2 separate regions of the Homo sapiens genome follow, and region 2 is linked to region 1. Evidence: read pairs that join two places in POLR2A ChIA-PET (ENCODE). Cell type or tissue: OCI-LY7. All regions are shown on one strand. Links, peaks and the distances in the headings refer to the core of each region. The heading gives the core; the rest is flanking DNA. Region 1 has its middle 27 kb from the start of SERPINB9. Region 2 holds the start of SERPINB9-AS1 (SERPINB9 antisense RNA 1).

What was found. ChIA-PET counts read pairs that join two places held together with the same protein. Peaks named below come from ENCODE experiments on the same cell type or tissue, not always from the same donor. Only the 100,000 strongest peaks of a DNase experiment are listed, where the experiment ranks them.
Region 2: POLR2A ChIA-PET joins it to region 1 with 6 read pairs; 17 of 35 experiments call an interaction of 5 or more read pairs at or near these places.

What each region holds. Positions count from the first base shown.
Region 1 is chr6:2,922,692-2,938,059 of GRCh38, forward strand. No RefSeq gene overlaps it. Among named protein-coding and RNA genes, the nearest start is that of SERPINB9, 27 kb to the left of the region's middle. RefSeq lists enhancers at 5,439-6,097, 6,098-6,757. In OCI-LY7, for the core only: a CTCF peak has its summit at 9,672 (motif pointing left); DNase peaks (open chromatin) are centred at 9,390 and 9,680; H3K4me3 peaks cover 679 bases; H3K27ac peaks cover 1,148 bases.
Region 2 is chr6:2,877,099-2,885,707 of GRCh38, forward strand. SERPINB9-AS1 (SERPINB9 antisense RNA 1) reads left to right here and starts at 6,890. Exons shown (of 5, transcript NR_110841.1): 1 at 6,890-6,983; 2 at 7,613-7,742. In OCI-LY7, for the core only: no CTCF peak of the experiment used is centred there; DNase peaks (open chromatin) are centred at 3,243 and 4,593; H3K4me3 peaks cover 3,630 bases; H3K27ac peaks cover 4,077 bases.

The DNA.
Region 1 (15,368 bases), core at 7,282-12,281:
CTAAACACCACCTCAGATTTGACAGTGCTTTCTGAATAATTCTAACATAACAAATAAGCCTAAATTGTCTCTCTTGGGCTTCAGAGAATTTAATATTCAAAAAAGTTAGTTTGAGGTCAAAAAGACTGAATTTAGAACTTGAAATTTTGCTCTTAGAAAGTTTGCCAAATATCAGTGTTAAGATACTTGATTATCACAAAATAGAACCACAGGTCACTATAAAATAGTCATTTATTTAGCCAAAATGATAAAACAAAAACATTTACCTTTTGATAGAGAGGAGATTCAGCTTCCCAAACAATAAAACCTAATAAACACAGCATGAGGCCAACGAAATCTGTCTCTCCCCCTCCATTTTTTCGCTTTAGTTTACAAAAAAGGTATACAAAAATCTTTTATCTCTTACTAATATTACACAAATATTTTGTTCAAAAGAGAAAATCAGAATTTTACCTTTGTATGGTGTATTATTAATGTTAAAGCTAATTTTGATAAAACCTTACAAACAAATCTAATTTTAATCATAAGGTAAGATTACCATATACTTTTTATAACCGTTTATGATTTTCTGTTAAAGAACAGATCAATGCTTCAAGAAACCCTGTTATTCAGACATATGGGCCTAGACGCTAGCCTTGCACCAGTGCACTTTTGATATTAATGTTTAATTTACAGAACTAATGTTATCCCTCAAAATTGGCCCTTACAATCCCATAGGCCCACCTCTTCTGCAATAGTCCCTGGGCCTAGAGGGTTGAATAGTTTTAATTTCTGGCCCTGTGTCTCACAAAAGCAGTTCATTTTGATTGTCACCTTCTCCCAGATCTGAGGGTCTGAAGATGAGCCTTTGACAGGTATCAGTGCTCAAAATTTAGCAGGGGTTGGTGTCTTTTTCAGACCCAGGAGTCAAAGACCTGTAACTTAACAGCAGGAGGATTAGTTAAAGGGATATTATTTAGACTATGGAAAGTTCTATCATTCTAACATGTCACAAGTTAAAATATTGTGATTTGGCATTCAGTAGTTGCTGCCTGCACACTCCAAACCACTGTATTAAAGTATTTAGGTTACTCGTTGCGAGTATCTAGTTGCTAGCGTTCTGGTGACAGAACTGTGACCCAAAGCATCCAAAAGTGATGGGGCCTGTACCAAACATATCAAAACAAAACAACTAGCTTTTCTCTCCATCATTAAAAAATGGTAAATGCAAATATCGGTTTTAGAAATTCAATGAGGATAAATAAGCTCCTTTCACTTAAATAGTATACAACAGAGCAAAGACGAGGTAAGAACAAGCACACAGTAATTTCTTTTCAGCTATGTTTAAAGAACATCATCCCATATTTCCAAGATTAGTTCCTAGATACAGTACTGAGAACGAATTAAGTAACTTTCACCACTAAAATCTTCAAACCAGCGCAACACTTGTACATATTTTTTTCATGTACACATATGAAAGCCCATCAGTGATAAACGGCTTGAGATCAAAAATCACTAGAAAGTCTCACATTCTTTATTACTACTTAATCCAAGTGAATGTCAACACAACAAAATAATGGCCAACACAACTACATTTTAATAATGGTCAACACAACTAAATTAGCTTCAGAATAATCCTAAGCAATACAATTTCATTAAGGATACAGCCAATCTTTCCTGAACATTAAAATGTTGTACTCATATCACCGTGTTTCCTCACTACCTAAAGGAAAGATCTGAAACCAACTGAAATTATTGACTGAATTGAATTACCTTGGAAATAAACACCATTTAAACATTTTCATTCTCACCCACTTCTTCAAGTAACAAAATAAATAATGTGCTATTTCTGCTCAGAACTTCCAAAAATTAGTCTTTTATTTTTTTCCTAGGTGCCTTAAAGGTCTTGTAGCTCTCCCCATCATCAAGCAAAACCAACCAAAATTTAAATGGCTGATGTCCTTTATCAATTTTTGGATGCCTGACAAAGGGGCTTAAGAATTTTAGATAAATAAAACAAATGATGAATTGCTGGAAATGCATAGGAAACAAAATGACTATTTATAGAACAAAATAAAAGACTTCCACGGGAAACTTAAAAACATCAATGGTTTTATATATGCATATATATGTAAAACCCAAAGGAGAACAAACAGCAAATAAATGAAAATTAGAAGCAGAAGGAAATAAACAGGAAACCAACCCCAATTGTTCTCCTACTCAGTTTACCTTAGAGGCTAAAGTGTTAACCAGCATCTTAAAGAAACACATAATAGATATTTTGTTCCTGATATACAATTCAATGTATTTAAGTCTATCAATAACATGATATATTTTGTGCAATTAAGACATTCACTTTGGGTATATGACCAGTAATTACTTTGGTGCTAGTACTATCTATGCAGAATTGCAAATATAGTGTGAAGCAGTGCAAATGTGTGTGTGAAATTTCGCTCCATGGTAATCTGGCTTCATACTTAACTACATTTAAAAAGAATTGCCAAACTGGCAATGTATTTCTTTATAATATTTCTTATTCTACCTTTATCAAGACTAAGAGCTTTAACTATGAACAATGTCAATTAGCCAAATGTCTTCAATTTTCTATCAGGTTTTAAAGAATATTTTATTATCTAAACTTTCTCAACTTGCTATTTTTTTTTTTTGGTATGTGCATGAAGACAGACACAGAGAAACAGAAAAAATTACATATGATTTACACAGACCATCTATCACATGCTTGGATTTTCTGTTTTGTCCTAAATTTTCTCTCTGTTTTTTAATAATTAGTCATTTTACTTTAGGAAAAAAAATCACCATACAATATCCTTTCTCACACAAAATTATTTTTCTTTATAACCTTCCTTAACAAAAATACATCTTCACATACATAACTTTCTTCCCATCTCTCTTCCCTACTTACTGGTTCCTTACTACGCTTTTCATAAATAACCTTTTCAAGTCCATAATTTGAATTAACCTTTAGATAAGTTCTAAATCTGACAAAATTATTCTTTATCTCACAAGAACACATCTTCTTTGGCACATTTTATATACAGAATTATATATTAACTATAATTCCTATCCTCAGTAACCTTAAATTTTAGTGAAAACCTAGGAAGCAAGAAGTCCTGAGCTGCCTATCAGACATTAGCATTTTATAGATGAGAACCATTTGACAATTTGAAGGGGGCCACCAGCACCCGCCTCTGAGTTCCCTCAGTATTTACTGATCATTATTTTTACTATCTTAGCCAGCGGAGTGTAGCAGGGCAACACGTGGGGAGAAGGTCAGCAGGGAAACATGTGAGCAAAGGAATCTGTATCATGAATAAGTTCAAGGAAAGGTACTGTGCCTGGATGTGCACGTAGGCCAGATTTATCTTTCACTTTACATAAACATCTCAGTGTAGCAAAGAGTAACAGAGCAGCATTGTTGCCAGCTTATCTTGCCTCTAGCCACAGGGTGGTTTTCTCCTATCTCAGAATCGAACGAATGGGAATGGTCGGCTTTACACTGAGACATTCCAATCCCAGGGAGGAGCAGGAGACAGAAGCCTTCCTCTTATCTCAACTGCAAAGAGGCCTCCCTCTTTCACTACTCCTCCTCAGCACAGACCCTTTACCGGTGTGGGCCTGGGGCATGGTAAGGTCTTTCCTTTCCAACAAGGCCATATCTCAGGCTGTCTCAGTGGGGGGAAAGCCAGGCTTTCTTGGGCAGTGGTCCCTGCAGCTTTCTGCAGTGCGTTGTGTCCCCGGTTAATCGAGAATGGAGAATGGCGATGACTTTTACCAAGCATACTGCCTGCAAACATATTGCTCACAAGGCACATCCCACAGAACCCTAAATCCATTAAATTTTGATTCAATATAGCACATGTTTCTGTGAGCACAGGGTTGGGGCTAAAGTTACAGGTTAACAGCATCTCAAAGCAGAAACAATTTTTCTTAGTACCGATCAAGATGGAGTTTCTTATGCCTTCCTTTTCTACATAGACACAGTAACAATCTGATCTCTCTTTCTTTTCCCCACAACAATTTTAGAAACATGTTTCCCCATATCATAACCTCTTCTTAATTGGAAATGTCCCAGACATCCAATGAACATCAAAAATAATTTTAGGATTTTAAATTACAAAAAAAGATCACTTACATTTATCCTATATACATGTACTCAGTTATTTCATTTTAAACAGTTTACCTAGATTACTTCTGAAAACTGAGATATTAGACACAGCTAGTCATCATTTAAAGTTAGTAATTTCCTTGCAAATAATTGTTTTAATAGCCAGTGAACATCAGGTGCTCACACAAGTAAGAACCTTAAAGTTAAATATTTGGATATTTTTGCCAATAACTCAGAAGATTTAGCTAACAACATTAAATTAGTCTTATTTATCAAAAAAGGCACACAAACCAAGATCATTTCATTTTGGCTGGGTTTATGGTTTTATAACCCTCTATATCAAACTGTTACACCTCAAAACATCTAGCAGAGACAAACATAAAACCCAGGCAGAAATGTATGCTGACAATTCTGAAGACATTTTAAAGCCAGCTTGTTTAGTAAAGATTTTTTTTAAGTCACATCAACTTGAAAAAATACTTTGGATTTACTTATGAGAGCTCTTTCATTTATAAGCCAATTTGGTAGATACAACATATAACATAATAAATGTACATACATAAACACATCTAGACATATATATATATACACACATATAAACAAAAATCCAATAGCTTTTACCTCAGAACTCTAGTCATGAGATAGCAAAATAAACTCACTGGTTTCCATGGCTAAACTTTTTTTCCTGGATAGGTGTTGTGGGAAGTCAGGGACCCCAAACGGAGGGACCAGCTGAAGCCATGACAGAAGAATGTGGATTGTGAAGATTTTATGGACATTTATTAGTTCCCCAAATTAATACTTTTATAATTTCTTATGCCTGTCTTTATTGCAATCTCTAAACATAAATTGTAAAGATTTCATGGACACTTATCACTTCCCCAATCAATACCCTTGTGATTTCCTATGCCTGTCTTTAATTTAATCTCTTAATCCTGTCAGTTGAGGAGGATGTATATTGTCTCAGGATCCTGTAATAATTGCGTTAACTACACAAATTGTACAGCATGTGTGTTTGAGCAATATGAAATGTGGGCATCCTGAAAAAAGAACAGGATAACAGCAATTGTTCAGGGAATAAGAGAGATAACCTTAAACTCTGACCACTGGTGAGCCGGGCAGAACAGAGCCATATTTCTCTTCTTTCAAAAGCAAATGGGAGAAATATCACTGAATTCTTTTTCTCAGCATGGAACGTCCCTGAGAAAGAGAATGCGCACCTAGAGGTAGGTCTCTGAGCTGGCCCCCCGCCGGGGCGTACCTGTCTCTTATGGTTGAGACTGCAGGGGTGAAATAAACTGCAGTCTCCCATAGCGTTCCCAGGCTTATTAGGAAGAGGAAATTCCCGCCTAATAAATTTTGGTCAGACCGGTTGATCTCAAAACCCTGTCTCCTGATAAGATGTTACCCATGACAATGGTGCCCGAAACTTCATTAGCAATTTTAATTTCGCCTCGGAGCTGTGGTCCTGTGATCTCGCCCTGTCTCCACTTGCCTTGTGATATTCTATTACCGTGTTAAGTACTTGATGTCTGTCACCCACACCTATTCGCACACTCCCTCCCCTTTTGAAAATCCCTAATAAAAACTTGCTGGTTTTTGTGGCTTGTGGGGCATCACGGATCCTACCAACGTGTGATGTCTCCCCCGGACGCCCAGCTTTAAAATTTCTCTCTTTTGTACTCTGTCCTTTTATTTCTCAAGCTGGTCGACGCTTAGGAAAATAGAAAAGAACCTGTGTGATTTTCGGGGCAGGTCCCCCGAAAGATAGGTAATCCAATGAAGGCTTTGAACCAAAATTTTGAGTAAAGCAATTTTCATGGCAGTTTGATTTTTAAATGCCAAAACCTCCTCAGACTTCAAAGAACAGTGGGGGCAAACAGCCCCACAGAAGAACATCACCTGAAACCTGCTAACCAGGCCTAACCCTGCTTAGAACAGCAACGTAAATGCCTGGATACAGGGACCTCCATCCCACTTTCTCAATCAACAGCAAATTCCAGATTCCAAAGAATATTGGGGCTAAACAGTATTACAAAAGAATATCAGTTTATCAGATTCAGGTTTCCCATGACTGTATCGACACACACCAAACAATCCCCAAAACACAATCCAACTGATGCAGCAACAAACAAGCCCCAAGTGTCCAAACTGAAGCAGCTGGACCAGCTGGTGCTTCCTGTCTCCATTGGTTGGGCTTGATCAATATGCAAACAAAAATTCCTTTGGAATTTCTCACTTGAGAGGAGCCAATCCCGCTGTCTGGTGCCCACAAAAGACATTCACTTGGCTGGGCGCGGTGGCTCACGCCTGTAATCCCAGCACTTTGGGAGGCCGAGGCAAGTGGATCACTTGAGGTCAGGAGTTCAAGACCAGCCTGGCCAACAAGACAAAACCCTGTCTCTACTGAAAATACACCACCAGAGCTGGTGCGCACCTGTAGTCCCAGCTGCTTGGGAGGCTGAGGCAGGAGAATTGCTTGAACCTGGGAGGCGGAGGTTGCAGTGATCCGAGATCGCACCACTGTACTCCAGCCTGGGCGACAGAGCAAGACTCCATTAAAAAAAAATAAATTAATTAAAAAAAGACAGTCAATTTCCCGGACACATACACAACACACAATTACACACAAACCCACAAGAGTGTGTGGCCCAGGCTGGACTGCAGTGGTGCGATCATAGTGTTACTAGAAAAAGAGGTCCTGATCCAGACCCCAGGAGAGGGTTCTTGGATCTCATGCAGGAAGAAATTCAAGGCAAGTCTCAGGGTGCAGTGAGAAGACATTGTTTATTGAAAGCTACTCAGATACAGAGTACAGTGTCCTCAGAAAGCAAGAGGAGGAACTCATCTTTAAGTTTTTCTTATGTAGCAGGTCTTGTTTATGTAAAAGCTAAGCTAAGCCACATCTATGTGTGGGTAGGCTGAAGGCATGACAAAATTTATTATTCTGTTGATTTAAAGAAAACTATCCTTGTGTTTTGTTTTTTTGTTTGTTTTTAGTTTTAGTGTGTATGTACGTAAAAGCATAAATACAAGTATCTTGAAAGCAGCCAGGCATGGTGGCTCATGCCTGTAATCCCAGCACTTTGGGAGACCAAGGCAGGCAGATCACAAGGTCAGGAGTTCAAAACCAGCCTGGCCAAGATGGTGAAACCCCGTCTCTACTAAAAAATACAAAAATTAGCCGGGCGTGGTGATGCGCGCCTGTAGTCTCAGCTACTAGGGAGGCTGAGGCAGGAGAATCGCTGAAACCCAGGAGGCAGAGGTTGTAGTGAGCTGAGATCACACCACTTGCACCCCAGCCTGGGCGACAGAGCAAGACTGAGTCTCAAACAATAATTATCTTGAAAGCATATATTGCTATGGGCATTGGGACATCTTGACTTTCTGTTGCTGTAGGACTGTGTCCCTGCAGGTGTCTTTAAGCTGTTTCCTTAAGTGTAAATATCTTATGACCATGGGTGGTGACTGGAAAAGAATGTGCCTCATTAGTCTCAAGATGAAGCTGAACTTAAAATGGCGTTATTCTGGCTCTCCTGGGCTCCCGCTTCCCTAACAATAGCTCGCTTCGGGCTCAAACTCCTGGACTCAAGCAATCCTCCCACCTCAGCCTCCCAAAGCACTGGGATTATATGGGTTGATTTAAATAAAATAAAAACATTGATAAAAGCTTACTAAGCCTTGATGTTTGATTGTCAATCTATGTCTAATTATAATATTTAAGATTTTATATATTTATATTTTTAATTATTTGAAACCAACCAAACCTCTTCTTTTTGGAAGAGTTTTTTGTTTGTTTTTGTTTTTGTTTTGAGATGGAGTCTCGCTCTGTTGCCCAGGCTGGAGTGCAATGGCACGATCTCAGCTCACTGCAACGTCCGCCTCCCAGGTTCAAGCAATTCTCCTGCCTCAGCCTCTCAAGTAGCTGGGATTACAGGCACATGCTGCCACGCTGGGCTAATTTTTTGTATTTTAGTAGAGACGGGGTTTCTCTGTGTTGCCCAGGCTGGTCTCGAACTCCTCAGCTCAGGCAATCTGCCCCCCTCAGACTCCCAAAGTGCTGGGATTACAGGCCTGAGCCACCATGCCCAGCCCTTGGAAGAGTTTTTTAAAGGTTATAAAATTACATTTCCAAGTGTTAAAAATAAGTATATGAGTTTTAACATCATTTTGTAGCAATAACATCATTTAACAAGGGAAAGAAAAACTTTCAAATAGATGTTTTAAAATGATCATTCCACCCTCTTTCAATAAGATGCATCTTTACCTACAAAGGCAATCCATTACAGTTTTTCAAAAATATTTGCTAGGTATTCCACTAATCGCCACTTTTCACAGAACAGGTCATTACATTTGGAATTCTTGCTATTCCAAAAGAAAAAAAAATGTAAATATCAAATTAACCAACCCTCTTTTCAAAGATCATTAGCAAATGAAAGCAGGCCACTGAAGAGAAATGTTGGAGAATGCTTGCTGACCCAGGAATGTGTGGAACCCGGTGGACCTCAATTCGAAAAGCGTCATATTAATTAGTTTGTCGGATTTTTCTGTTTGAAGGAGCTTGTGAGAGAAACATGTGTTTCGGACATGATCCCACCTGGAAGCTGCCATTAGCGTCTCCTTAGTGCCTTGTCGAATGAGAAACCCTATTAATTCCAGGGGTATTACCTGGAAGTATTAAATGACAAGGAGTTGGGTGGCAGTTAGGGAGGCCTGTTTGTCTTCTAAATGTATCCATTCCTTGTTGGGGTGCTCTGACTGCATGCAATGCAGACAGGAAAATTAAATAGGAAATATTAATCCTCATCTCCTCTTGGAATATGGCATGTCAGCAGGATGACCATACAGCATGGCTTGTCTGGGACAGTCCCAGTTATACCTGTTGCCTTGGTGTCCTGCCTGGGTCAGCATTTGTCACAGGCTTTTCATTTTCAATGAAGTGTTGTTAGTAACAGCTACAGGAGGGGGGTTGGCAGGTCTTTACTTTGTACTGTGAGCTCCCACTACACTTACACCTGTCAGGGTCCACTCAGGAGACAAAGCCACATCAGCTATGTGAACAGAGGAGAATATAAAGGATTGTTAGGAAAAGGGGCACAGACGCAGCATGTGAAAAAGGGGCAGCTGTTACCCACAGGCCCAGTGAGAATGGATGAGGAAAGACTAAAGTGTTAGGAGACCTTTACCGCACCCCCACCCCACACACACTTCGGGCTGAAACTCAGATCTTTTTGAAGAGGATGCAGCTGTCACAGAAACATGCAGCTGCTGCTGGCAGAGTGCATGGGTCAGAGTGGGCCACCAGGAGCTGTCTGCCATTGCCAGAGGGTGTGGCAGGCCAGAGCCGTCCGCAGAAGCAAAAGGCCAGGTAGGGACACAGCTGCCTGAGGTTGCAGCTGTTGCGACTGCAGAAATGGCTGTTGCATGGAGAAAACATGAGAATGAGGCTAGAGATGGTCTGTGTGGGCTGCTGGACCCTGCACTGAGTGGTTACAGGAGAACCAGAACTGGGAACGACAGGTGTCTTTCTACCGGGCTTTCCTGGCAGTGTCTCACTGGCACCCTCTAGTGACGAAGCGTAGCATTGTGCCATCTAGGGAAGTGACAGCAACTCCAGGGTTACATGAGAGGAGGCTCTAGAGCCAAGAGACAATCAATTGCTAAGTGACTCAGCAGGTGCAGGATGCTCACTTTAATCTTGGTTAAATCTGACAGGCAACTTGTGAGTCTGATCCTTTCCAGAAGTCTCCCCCTTCAAGGACAGGACATAAGGAACTCACTCACTGATAAAACAACTTAATCCTTGTTCACAAGCAGCTAGGGACAGCTACGTCCTTCTGGACTCTAGTACTGTGGAGATAATTATTTGGGACTGCTTTCCCCTGACAGCCACTGGGTTGTAATGTGGCTCGTGCTGTGGCTTTTGAGAAGCCATCATTTGGCAGTCAGTTGGAAACGTGGAAAAGTATAGTTTAGGTACACAGTTTAAACTATAATTTAGGCATATTTAAATAGAGGCTATATAAAAATAGAGGCATATTTAAATAGAGGAAATAGAGGCTATAAATTATTATAGATATAAGCCCAAACTCTCTTGCTACAGTGGTTTTGTTATTCATTATATAGGAAAATCTACAGCCATTTATTTTATTGTTTGACTATACTTTTTTACTTAATTTTATTATTTTGAGACAGAGTCTCACTGTGTCACTCAGGCTGGAATGCAGTCGCACCATCTCGGCTCACCACAACCTCCGCCTCTCAGGTTCAAGCGATTCTCCTGCCTCAGCTTCCTGAGCACTGGGATTACAGGCGCCCGCCAGCGTAACTGGCTAATTTTTTGTATTTTTAGTAGAGACACAGTTTCGCCATGTTGGCCAGGCTGGTCTCGAGCTCCTGACCTCAGGTGATCCACCTACCTCGGCCTCCCAAAGTGCTGGAATTACAGGCAAGAGCCACCGCACCCAGCCTGTTTGGCTATACTTTAATTTTGCAATAAATCCTTTTAGCAAACAGTGAGCTCAAAAATTAAGTACTGAATTTTCATATCACAAGAGGTGGAATGTTTAGTGTGCACAAAATGTTGCTGCTTACCACTCACCAGTGGCACCATAGTGCTATCTCTGACCATGTAAAAACTATAAGATGCTAATCTATAAGGAAATACTAGCACCTCCTTCAAAAGTTAGAACTTATTTTAAGAAAATTCTGGCCGGGCACGGTGGCTCACCCCTGTAATCCCAGCACCTTGGGAGGCCGAGGCAGGTGGATCACAAGGTCAGGGTTTGAGACCAGCGTGGCCAATATGGTGAAACTCTGTCTCTACTAAAAATACAAAAATTAGCCAGGTGTGGTGGCAGGTGCCTATAGTCTCAGCTACTCTGGAGGCTGAGGCAGGAGAATCGCCTGAACCTGGGAGGCGGAGGTTGCAGTGAGCCAAGATAAACGTCACTGAACTCCAGCCTGGGCGACAGAGTGAGACTCAGTCTCCAAAAAAAAAAAAAAAAAAAGAAAGAAAGAAAGAAAGAAAATTCTGTCCAAAGATAATAATCTATCAAGTGCATTGCAGAGGATATATTTATATATTAGTTTGTAAAGCAGGCTGTTCATTTGATCAAATGACTGCTATTTGAAGTTAATTTCTGTCATTTTCAAAAAGTAAAGCAATACATGGAAGCATTGGCTGCATTAGCAGAAGAAAAACTTTCATTTTGTTCAAGTAAGTTTCATCAGATGTTTCAAATTAAAAAGCAGTGTAAGGTTTTCATCTAATTCATGGATAGAATTAAAAATAAGCTTTTAGAAGTTCCCTTTCCCACAGGGAAAATATATAATATGTTGTGAATAAATGCTGTTAAAAATGTAGTTAAGCCTGGGCAACAGAGTGAGACTCCATCTCAAAAAAAAATTAGTTAAAATGTGCATCAGGGAAGGTTTTCATACAAATCAAATTTGATGAGTCACAACCTTGGAGTTGGTTAAGATGAACACACATTTTGAATTTTATTAATCAAGCCGCAATATTCTTCTGTTCAAAATAGCATCTTGTAGTTATCAAAATGTATGAATTTTCTTTATATAGTTCCTACAGAATATTTGTGATGAAGCTGCTGATGAATACAAATATGATATGATATTGATGATGTATTGATGGCAGTGCCTGCTTTTCATCTTTGCTGCCCATGAGCAATTGAAATGTAGTTGTGTGTGCTCTTTTGGAGAACGATTTTAAATCAGCCGAAATGCTCTGTAATGTTACTAACCTTCTTTGAACTGAGTCCTCTAAATTTCAGGTGCATTTTGTTCAAAATCAGTTAGAAATAGTCAAAATATTCAGAGTGAAGCACCCAAAAATGTAATTTTGGAGGCTTTTAGCTACTTGAAATCATAGAAAACAAAGTTTGCAAACAGGAAGATATTCAAAGTTCTACAAAACCAAAGGAGAAACTAATTAAACAGCATCAGCTTAATAGTGAATAGGACTTAACTTTCTCAAATTCTGTAATTGAATTTTGGCGTATCTTGACTTGGAGGAAGAAACTTTAGATGGACTTCCTATTTTTAATTGGATAAATTTACAGGCTATATTAGAATGCAGTGAAACTGGGATGTCCAAAAAGTTTGCTGCACAAAAATTTGGTGAAAACTTCAAAAGGATTATTTAAGTCAGTCATTTGATAAGCTTTGTCTGATAAAAGTATTTGGAAAAGAAACACATTGTATGCAGGCAAAAAGATTGTAACTGTGGAAATATTCAGACTGAAATACTTGTGCATTTTAATATGAGAAAAATTAGAATTGAGACAGTTCTTCATTTGTTAGAATTTGCTCTGAGCTTACCACGTCTCTCAGCTCCTGAAGAGTGTTTTCTCCATAAAAATTCCTTAGTCTAACAGCAGGAACAGCTACATAATTTGCAGGGCCCATTGCAAAATGAAAATGCAGGATCCTCTGTTCGAAAACTACAAATAATTTCAAACTGATGACAGTAAAACATCCATCCAAGTGTGTATCCCTGTGAATGTGGAGCCCTGCATGCTGCATAGGTCACACAGGACCTATGGTCAACAGACAAGAGTCAATTGACCATGATAGTAATTTTACATTTATTGACAATAAAGTGCAATTTATAAAAATTTTCTTAATAAGATCCTATTGAAAAATACCTTATTGAGGAAAAATACCAGTGATGTTTGATAAGAGGTAGATTCAGTTAAGAAATGAATTACAGTGTATGAATGTGCACCAAGAATAATGTCTTAGTGAGCTTAGGCTCCCATACAAAATACCATAGACCAGGCAGCTCAAACAACAGAAATGTATTTGCTCACAGTTCTGGAGGCCCCAAAGTCGAAGATCAGGATGCCAGTGAGAGGTGACAGCATGCTGGCAGCCCTCGCTTGCTCTCCCTGCCTCCTTGGCCTCGGCGCCCATTCTGGCTACGCTTGAGGAGCCCTTCTCTGGGCTGGCTGAGGCCGGAGCCAGCTCCCTCGGCTTGCGGGGAGGTGTGGAGGGAGAGGCACGGGTGGGAACCGGGGCTGCGCACAGCGCTTGCGGGCCAGCTAGAGTTCCGGGTGGGCGTGGGGTTGGCGGGCCCGCACTCGGAGCCGCCGGCCGGCCCTACCTGCCCCAGGTAGTGAGGGGCTTAGCACCCAGGCCAACAGCTGCGGAGGGTGTGCTGGGTTCCCCAGCACTGCTGGCCCACCGGCGCTGTGCTCGATTTCTCACCGGGCCTTAGCTACCTTCTTGCGGGGTAGGGCTTGGGACCTGCAGCCCACCATGCCTAAGTCTCCCCCGCGTTACCGCCGCCGCCGTGGGCTCCCGCGCAGCCTGAGCCTCCCCAACGAGCACCGCCCCCTGCTCCAGGGCACCCGGTCCCATCAACCGCCCAAGGACTGAGAAGTGCGGGCGCACGGCATGGGATGGGCAGGTAGCTCCACCCACGGCCCCAGTGCGAGATCCACTAGGTGAAGCCAGCTGGGCTGCTGAGTCTATTAGGGACTTGGAAAATCTTTATGTCTAGCTAAGGGATTGTGAATACACCAATCGGCACTCTGTATCTAGCTCAAGTTTTGTAAATGCACCAATCAGCACTCTGTGTCTAGCTGATCTGGTGGAGACTTGGAGAATCTTTCTGTCTAGCTAAGGGATTGTAAATACACCAATCGGCACTCTGTATTCTAGTTAATCTGGGGGGACTTGGAGAATCTTTATGTCTAGCTAAGGGATTGTGAATACACCAATCAGCACTCTTAATCTAACTCGAGGTTTGTAAATGCACCAATCAGCACTCTGTGTCTAGCTGATCTGGTGGGGACTTGGAGAACCTTCATGTCTAGCTAAGGGATTGTGAATACACCAATCGGCACTCTGTATCTAGCTCAAGGTTTGGAAATGCACCGATCAGTACCCTGTGTCTAGCTCAAGATTTGTAAATGCACCAATCAGTGCTCTGTGTCTAGCTAATCTAGTGGGTACTTGGAAAACTTTTGTGTCTAGCTCAGGGATTGTAAACGCACCAATCAGCACCCTGGCAAAACGGACCAATCAGCTCTCTGTAAAACAGACCAGTCAGCTTTCTGTAAAATGGACCAATCAGCAAGATGTGGGTGGGGCCAGATAAGGGAATAAAAGCAGGCTGTCGGAGTTAGCCGTGGTATGTTTGCTGAGATCTGCTTCAATGTAGTGAAAATGGTTATTCTTCTTGCTTTTTTTTTTTTTTTTCTCTTTTTTTCAGTAAATGTGCTGTTTTTCGGTTTTGTTTCCTGTATGAGCTGTAACATTCTTTGTAAAGCTCTGTGGTTTTGTTTTTGAAGGTATGAAAATAGAACCAACCCATTTGTAGAGTTAAACAACTATCAGGAGCGTATGGCGTTATGTAGTTTATGACACTCACTGAATGTTTTAGAGCTTTACTCTTGAGCCGATGAGATCGCTAAGCCCACCATGAAAGAAGTAAAGGGAGGACATACCGCTTTAAAGAACTTGTAACACCACACGGGTCTGTGGCTTCATTCCCGAAGTCAGTAAGACCAATGAACCCACCAGCACAGTGTTTTTGGTGATGGTTGTTTTTAGCAACCTTAACTGTAAAAATTTCTCGTTTAAAATCATGAATTACGTGTTAAGGTTTCAACGTATGAATTTGTGGAGGGGGCTGGGCACAATTCACTGCATAGCAAATAACTGTACTTTGAGAATAACGTATATTTAAAGTTTAAATTGTGAATTTTAAAAATTCAATTTGATCTTTTCCAAACATTTTTAAAGAACGATTTGACAGTCTTAGGTCCTCTAATAAAAATCACTTGCAGTGAATTTTTAAAAAATGGACAAGTAATAGTTGTGTAGACTTTTGCAATGTTATGTTTTGATACATGCTTACATGGTAGTGAAACTGGGCAAGTTCCCTTGTTCCTCTCGGGATGTGTGATGGGGCTGATGGCTCACTTTAGTGCCCTGCTGCTCCAACTTTTAGGAGAGAATACAGACAGGTAGGCTGTGGGGCTCCAACCCTTTTGCAGTGTCTAGGGCTGAATGTTTACAACTCCTGAAGCTCCACTGGGCATGTGTTAGAGTGCTTTTTTAGTTTAGCTATCCATAGGTGGCTTGTGTTAACCAGTTCAATCAGACCCCTACCTTATCGCAAGGACAGAGGGCTTTCTGTATCCTGGGGTTCCTGCCTTGGTGTACCAGAAGAATCGGATCACATGTGGGCTTGGAGAATGAGTGCAAGGTAAGTCTGGCAACCTGGGCTCTCCTT
Region 2 (8,609 bases), core at 1,301-6,300, 52 kb before region 1:
CCAACACACACTCCCACTGGAGAAGCTGAAGGTCTGTTTGCGGAGAAGTTTCCGACTTTACCTGGAGCAGAGTCAAGTTGGAGAGCCCAGCGAAAAACAGGGGGAGAGGAAGCAGCAGTAAGGCCCTGGGAGCTTGCTGGGTCCCCTAGCAGCCCATTCCTGTCTGGCACCACAGGGATCCTTTGGGAGGGTGGCCTGAGGAGCAGGGGGTAAAACTCCACAGGGAGAAGGAATTCTGTAGCTGAACTTTGTAACAATTTGAACCCCGCGAGAAGCCTCCTGGCCAGAACTCAGGAGGGGGCTCGAATCCAGCGTGCAGACTCCACAGGCGTGGGAAGAACTAAAGCTCTTTTCTTTCTCAGCTAGGAGGTGGAAAGCCTGCGACAAGTTTTCAAAACCATCTTGCTCTTCACCTGGAAACAGATGCAGGGCTATTGTGGAGGGCACAGTGGGAGTGAGACCAGCCCTTCAGTTTGCATGGGAGCTGGGTGAGGCCTGTGAGTGCCAGCTTTCCCGCACTTCCCTGACCCCTGCATGACTCAGCAGAGGGAACCATAATCCTACTATTTACGCAATTCCAGTGACCTGGGAATCTCACCCCCATTCCCCACAGCAGCCACAGCAAGACCTGCCCCAGGAGAGTCTGAGCTCAGACACGACTAACCCCGCCCCCACCTGCTGGTCCTTCCCTACCCACCCTGTTAGTGGAAGACACAGGACATATAATCTTGGGAGTTCTAGGGCCCTGCCCACCACTGGTCCCTTTCCACACTACTACAGCTGATGCTTTCTAGAAATCACTACCTCCTGGTAGGAGGCCAACCAGCACAAAAATAGAGCATTAAACCCCAAAGTTAAGGACCCTCATGGAGTCCATTGCACCCTCTGCCACCTCCACCAGAACATGTGCTGGTATCCACAGCTGAAAAACCCATAGATTAACATCACATAGATTAACCCATAGATTAACTCATAGATTAACCCATAGGTTAACATCACAGGAATCTGTACAGACAACCCCAGTACCAGCCCGGAGCCAGTTAGACTCGCTGGGTGGCTAGACCCAGAAGAGAGACAACAATCACTGTAGTTCAGCTCACAAGAAGCCACATCCACAGGAAAAGCTGGAGAGTACTACATCAAAGGAACACCCCATGGGACAAAAAAATATAAACAATAGCTGTCAGCCCTAGACTTTCCTTCTGACAGAGCCTACCCAAATGAGAAGGAACCAGAAAACCAACCCTGGCAATATGACAAAACAAAGCTCATCAAGACCCCGTGCCCCCCCAGAATCACACTAGTTCACCACCAATGCATCCAAACCAAGAAGAAATACCTGATTTACCTGAAAAAGAATTGAGGAGGTCAGTTATTAAGTTAAATCAGGGAGGGACCAGAGAAAGGCAAAGCCCAATGCAAGGAAATCCAAATACTGAAGGAAATAGATAGCTTAAAGAAAAAACAATAAAAAAATTCAGGAAACTTTGGACACACTTTTAGAAATGCGAAATGCTCTGGAAAGTCTCACCAATAGAACTGAACAAGTAGAGGAAAGAAATTCAGAGCTCAAAGACAAGGTCTTCAAGTTAACCCAATCCAACAAAGACAAAGAAAAAACAATAAGAAAATATGAACAAAGCCTCCAAGAAGTCTGGGATTATGTTAAATGACCAAACCTAAGAATAATCTGTATTCCTGAGGAAAAAGACAATTATAAAAGCTTGGAAAACATATTCAGGGGAATAATCAAGGAAAACTTCCCCAGCCTTTTGAGAGACCTAGACATGCAAATACAAGAAGCACAAAGAACACCTGGGAAATTCACTGCAAAAAGATCATTGCCTAGGCACATTTTCATTAGATTATGCAAAATTAAGACGAAGGAAAGAATCTTAAGAGCTATGAGACAGAAGCACCAGGTAACCTATAAAGGCAACCTATCAGATTAACGCAGATTTCTCAGCAGAAACCCTACAAGCTAGAAAGGATTGGGGACCTATCTTCAGCCTCCTCAAACAAAACAATGATCAGCCAAGAATTTTGAATCCATCGAAACTAAGCATTATATATGAAGGAAAGAGACAGTCATTTTCAGACAAACAAATCCTGGGAGAATTTGCCATTACCAAGCCACCGCTACAAGAACTGCTAAAAGGAGCTCTAAATCTTGAAACAAATCCTGGAAACACATCAGAACAGAACCTCTTTAAAGCATAAATCACAGAGGACCTATAAAACAAACATACAAGTTAAAAAGCAAAAACACCAAAATGAAAAAAAAAAAATTACAGAGGCAACAAAGCGCGTGATGAATGCAATGGTACGTCACATTTCAGTACTATCATTGAATGTAAATGGCCTAAATGCTCCACTTAAAATATACAGAACTGCAGAACAGATAAGAACTCACCAACCAACTATCTGCTGCCTTCAGGAGACTCACCTAACACGTAAGGACTCACTTAAAGGAGGCAGAAATAGGCATTTCATGCAAATGGACACCAAAAGTGAGCAGGGGTAGCAATTCTTATATCAGACAAAACAAACTTTAAAGCAACAGTGGTTAAAACAGACAAAGAGGGATGGTATATAATGGTAAAAGTCCCTGTCTAACAGGAAAATATCACAATCCTAAACATGTATGCATCTAACACTGGAGCTCCAAAATTTATAAAACAATTTTATAAAATTTATAAAACAATAGACCTAAGAAATGAGATAGACCGCAACACAATAATAGTGAGGGCTTCAATACTTCACTGACAGCACTAGACAGGTCATCAAGACAGAAAACCAACAAAAAAAAACAATGGATTTAAACTATACCTTGGAACAAATGGACTTAACAGATATATATGGAACATTTCATCCAACAACCGCAGAATACACGTTCTATTCAACAGCGCGTGGAACTTTCTCCCAGATAGACCATATGATAGGCAATAAAATAAACCTCAATAAATTTAAGAAAGTTGAAATTATATCAAGCACTCTCTCACACCACAGTGGAATAAAACTGGAAATCGACTCCAAAAGGAACCTTCAAAACCATGCAAATACATGGAAATTAAATAACCTGCTCCTGAATGAATATTGGGTCAAAAACAAAATCAAGATGGAAATTAAAAAATTCTTCAAACTGAACGACAATAATGACACAACCTTTCAAAACCTCTAGGATACAGCTAAGGTGGTGCTAAGACCATAGCCCTAAACGCCCACATCAAAAAGCCTGAAAGAGCACAAATAAATGATCTAAGGTCACACCTCAAGGAACTAGAGAAACAAGAACAAACCAAACCCAAACACCAGCAAAAGAAAGGAAATAACCAAGATTAGAGCAGAACTAAATGAAATTGAAACAAAAAATAAAATACAAAAGATAAATGAAACAAACAGCTGGTTCTTTGGAAAGATAAATAAAATTGATAGGCCATTAGCAAGATTAACCAAGAAAAGAAGATAGAAAATCCAAATACCCTCACTATGAAATGAAACAGGAGACATTACAACTGGCACAACTGAAATTCAAAGGATCATTCAAGGCTATTACAAACACATTTACGCACATAAACTAGAAAACCTAGCAGAGATGGATAAATTCCTGGAAAAAATATAACCGTCCTAGCTTAAATCAGGAAGAATTAGATACCCTGAACAGACCAATAACAAGCAGCAAGATTGAAATGGTAATTTTAAAATTACCGACAAATAAAGTCCAGGACCAGAGAGATTCACAGCAGAATTCTACCAGACATTCAAAGAAGAATTGGTACCAATCCTTTTGACACTATTGCACAAAATAGAAAGAAGGAACCCTCCCTAATTCATTCTACAAAGCCAACATCACCCTAATAGCAAAACCAGGAAAGGACACAACCAAAAAAGAAAACTACAGACTGATATCCCTGATGAACATAGAGCTAAAATCCTTAACAAAATACCAGCTAACTGAATACAACAACATATCAAAAAGATAATCCACCATGATCAAGTGGGTTTCATATCAGGGATGCAGGGATGGTTTAACATACACAAGTCAATAAATGTGATACATCACATAAACATAACTAAAAACAAAGTTCACATGATCATCTCAATAGATGCAGAAAAAGCATTTGACAAAATCCAGCATCGCTTTATGATTAAAACCCTCAGCAAAATCGGCATACAAAGGACATACCTTAATGTAACAAAAGCCATCTATGACAAACCCACAGCCAACATAATACTGAATGGGGAAAAGTTGAAAGCATTCCCTCTGAGAATGGGAACAAGACAAGGATGCCCACTCTTAGTACTCCTCCTCAACATAGTACTGGCAGTCCTAGCCAGAGCAATCAGACAAAAGAAAGAAATCAAGGACATCCAAATCGGTAAAGAGGAAGTTAAACTCACTGTTTGCTGATGAAATGATTGTTTACCTTCAAAACCCTAAGGACTCCTCCAGAAAGCTCCTAGAACTGATAAAATAATTTAGCAGTGTTTCTAGATATGAGATTAATGTACACAAATCAGTAGCTCTTCTATACACCAACAGCGACCAAGCAGAGAATCAAATCAAATCAAAAAGAGGAAGTGAAACTGTCACTGTTTGTTGACAATATGATCATTTACCTTGAAAACCCGAAGGACTCCTCCAGAAAGCTCCTAGAACTGGTAAAATAATTCAGCAATATTTCCGGATATGTGATTAATGTATACAAGTCAGTAGCTCTTCTATACACCAACAGCAACCAAGCAGAGAATCAAATAAAAAATTCAACCCCTTTTACAATAGTTGCAAAAAAACACAAACAAACAAACAAAAACCTTAGGACTATACCTAACAAAGGAGTTGAAAGACCTCTCTACAAGGAAAACTAAAAAAAACTGCTGAAAGAAATCATAGATGACACAAACAAATAGAAACACATCCCATGCTCATAGATGGGTAGAATCAATATTGTGAAAATGACCATACTGCCAAAAGCAATCTACAAATTCAATGCAATCCCCATCAAAATACCACCATCATTCTTCACAGAGTTAGAAAAAACAATTCTAAAATTCATATGGAACCAAAAAAGAGCCCACATAGCCAAAGCAAGACTAAGCAAAAAGAACAAATCTGGAGGCATCACATTACCTGATTTCAAACTATACTATAAGGCTGTAGTCAACAAAACAGCATGGTACTGGTATAAAAATAGGCACATAGACCAATGGACAGAATAGAGAACCCAGAAATAAACTCAAATACTTACAGCCAACTGATATTCGACAAAGCAAACAAAAACATAAAGTGGGGGAAAGGACACCCTTTTCAACAAATGGTGCTGGGATAATTGGCTAGCCACATGTAGGAGAATGAAATTGGATCCTCATCTCTCACCTTATACAAAAATCAACTCAAGATGGATTAAGGACTTAAACCTAAGACCTGAAACTATAAAAATTCTAGAAGATGATATTGGAAAAATCCTTCAACACATTGGCTTAGGCAAGGATTTCATGACCAAGAACCCAGAAGCAAATGCAATAAAAACAAACATAAATAGCTGGGACCTAATTAAACTAAAGAGCTTTTGCACAGCAAAAGGAACAGTCAACAGAGTAAACAGACAACACACAGAGTGGGAGAAAATCTTCACAATCCATACATCTGACAAGGGACTAATATCCAGAATCTAGAAGAAACTCAAACAAATTAGCAAGAAAAAAAGAAACAGTCCCATCAAAAATTGGGCTGGCATGAATAGACATTTCTCAAGGCCAATCGCAGTGGCTCATGCCTGTAATCCCAGCACTTTGGGAGGGCAAGGCAGGCAGATCATGAGGTCAGGAGTCCGAGACCAGCCTGACCAACATGGTGAAACCCCGTCTCTATTAAAAATACAAAAATTAGCCGTGTGTGGTGGCATGTGCTTGTAATCCCAGCTACTCAGGAGGCTGAGGCAGGAGAATCGCTTGAACCTGGGAGGCGGATGTTGCAATGAGTGGAGATCGCGCCACTGCACTCCAATCTGGGTGACAGAGCAAAACTCCATCTCAAAAAAAAAAAAAAAAAAAAGAAAGAAAAAATGTTCAAGATCACTAATGATCAGGAAAATGCAAATCAAAACCACAATGTGATACCACCTTATTCCTGCAAGAATGGCCATAATCAAAAAATCAAAAAGACATTAGATGTTGGCATGGATGCGGTGATCAGGGAACACTGCAGTGATCAGCGAACACTTCTACACTGCTGATGGGAATGTAAACTAGTACATCCGCTATGGAAAACAGTGTGGAGATTCCTTAAATAACTTAAGGTAGAACTACCATTTGATCCAGCAATCCCACTACTGGGTAATGGGATTCCCTCTACTCAGAGGAAAAGAACTCATTATTCAAAAAAGATACTTGTACATGCATGTTTATAGTAGCACAATTCACAATTGCAAAAATCCTGGAACCAACCCAAATGCCCATCAGTCAATGAATGGGTAAAGAAACTGTGAGATATATATATATATATACATCAGCTCTGCATACTGGACACCTCATTTTTTATTTTTTATTTTATGTGAGCAAGAAATAGATTTCCATTGTGTTACACTATTGAGACTGCAGGTTTATGTTGTAGCAGCTAGGATTACCTAGATTTACTTTTAGGAAAGACTTCTCTGCAAGGAATGTGGAGAATGGGTTGGAGGAGGCAAGAAGAGGAAGGAAGACAAGTGAGAATACATGTGTTGGAATCAACTGAGTGATTGCTATAGGCAACCTGTAGGCAGTATCAAAAGGTGCTATTTAAATTTGCATGACAGAGTGACGGGGGAAGAAGGTGTCTCATTGTCCAGCTTGGGTAACAGCACGGATTGTCTTGCCTTTCAGTTTAATGCAACTGATAATTCATAAGGAGCAGAAGACACTGAGTGAGGTGTCCAGTATGCAGAGCTGATGAAGTGAACTTGATCCCTGCTCTGGTGAATCCAAGAAGGTGTGTTGGGAAGGTGGGTAATAATCTTGGCTTTGGATACATTGAGGTAGAGATACTTGTGTGTCCAAATGGAAGGATAGGATGAGCAAGTAGAGATTTGGGTCTGGAGCTCAGGAGAGAGATCTGAGCTCTGGGCTGGCAGTCAGGTCATTGATGAGGGCCAGACCAATTTGGGAGAAAGTGGATGAAAGAAGACTCAGGCCAGCCCCGCAAGGGATAGCAATATTTAAAGCATGGGCCAGGGAAAGGGCAGGACAATGAGACTAAGCAAGAGAGGCCAGGAAGCTAGAAGGAAGATCAGGACCCAAAGCAAAAAGTGTTTCTTAAGGAAGAAGTCTCCAAAAGGGTAGAATATTGCCAAAAAGTCAGGTTTCTATTGAACTTAGGAACAAGGAGGGTGTTGGTGACCATTTATTTCGTGTAATGGTGGAGCACAAACCAGATTGGAGTTGGCTGAGGAAGGAATAAACAGTCACAAAACCTGGAAGCTAAAAGATTCATAAATTTGACTACATAAAAACTCTAATTTCACATGGTGAAAATACTGTAAACAAGATAAAATACAAATAACAATCTAGGGATATATTTATGATTCATTTCATAGACAAAAGGCTAATCTCTTTCTTACCATTTTTTTTTAAGAGATGGGGGCCTCACTGCATTGCCCAGGCTGAAGGGCATTGGCTATTAACAAGCACAATCATAGCACACTACAGCCTCCTGGGCTCAAGCAGTTCTTCCGCCCCAGCCTCCCAAGCAGCTGGGACTACAGGTACGTGCCACTGTGCTCGGCTTAATTCCTTGAGTATAAAAAATGCTTCTACTCATCCATGCATACTAGGCCTACACTCCTGAAGAAAAATATGGGTGAAGTATATGAAGCCAATTCACAGAACAGGAAATAAAAACAGCTCTTAAACATAAGAAAAGGCAGAAATAGACTTTATTCATGAAAAGGGGAAGTCAATGTTCAAATGCCATTCTCATTAAAAACTTTTATAAAAACCAAGGATAAACAGATATTTTCAAAAACCATTTATATGGATTTTATTTCAATTTCAATACCATGTCACTTAATATTAGATATATGGTTGTATAATGGAGTTCTTCTTTCTTTAGATTATGTGCAGGCTACAGAATTAGATTTTCCTTGTTAAAATTTTAAATATTACAGAAATATAGAAGGCAAAAAATGGAAGGTTTTTTCCCACATCTCCTTCCCCAAACCTATCTCAGAGACAACCTCTGTTAGCAATGAAAAGTGTCACCTTTTAAACCTCTCCCCATAGATTTGTATACATAAATTTACATACACAGGGTTTCGTTCACATAAATGAGATCATATTATACACATTGCATTGCCAGTTACATTTTTCACTTAATTTGTTTTCATAGTGTTTTACAAGAAGTGCATTTGAACCTATTGTGATATTTTAAAATTCTGCATAGTAGTTCATACTATAAATTAAATTCTTCTCCTATTGAAGGCAAAATTAAAATTGAATTAATTACACTTCATTTTCTTTGTTTTTTCCCTCCCTCCCTCTCTACCTTCTTTCCTTCCTTCCTTTTTCTTTCCTTTTTTGCTATTCAACAATGCTAACTGTACACTTAGAAATGCTTAAGATGGTAAATTTTG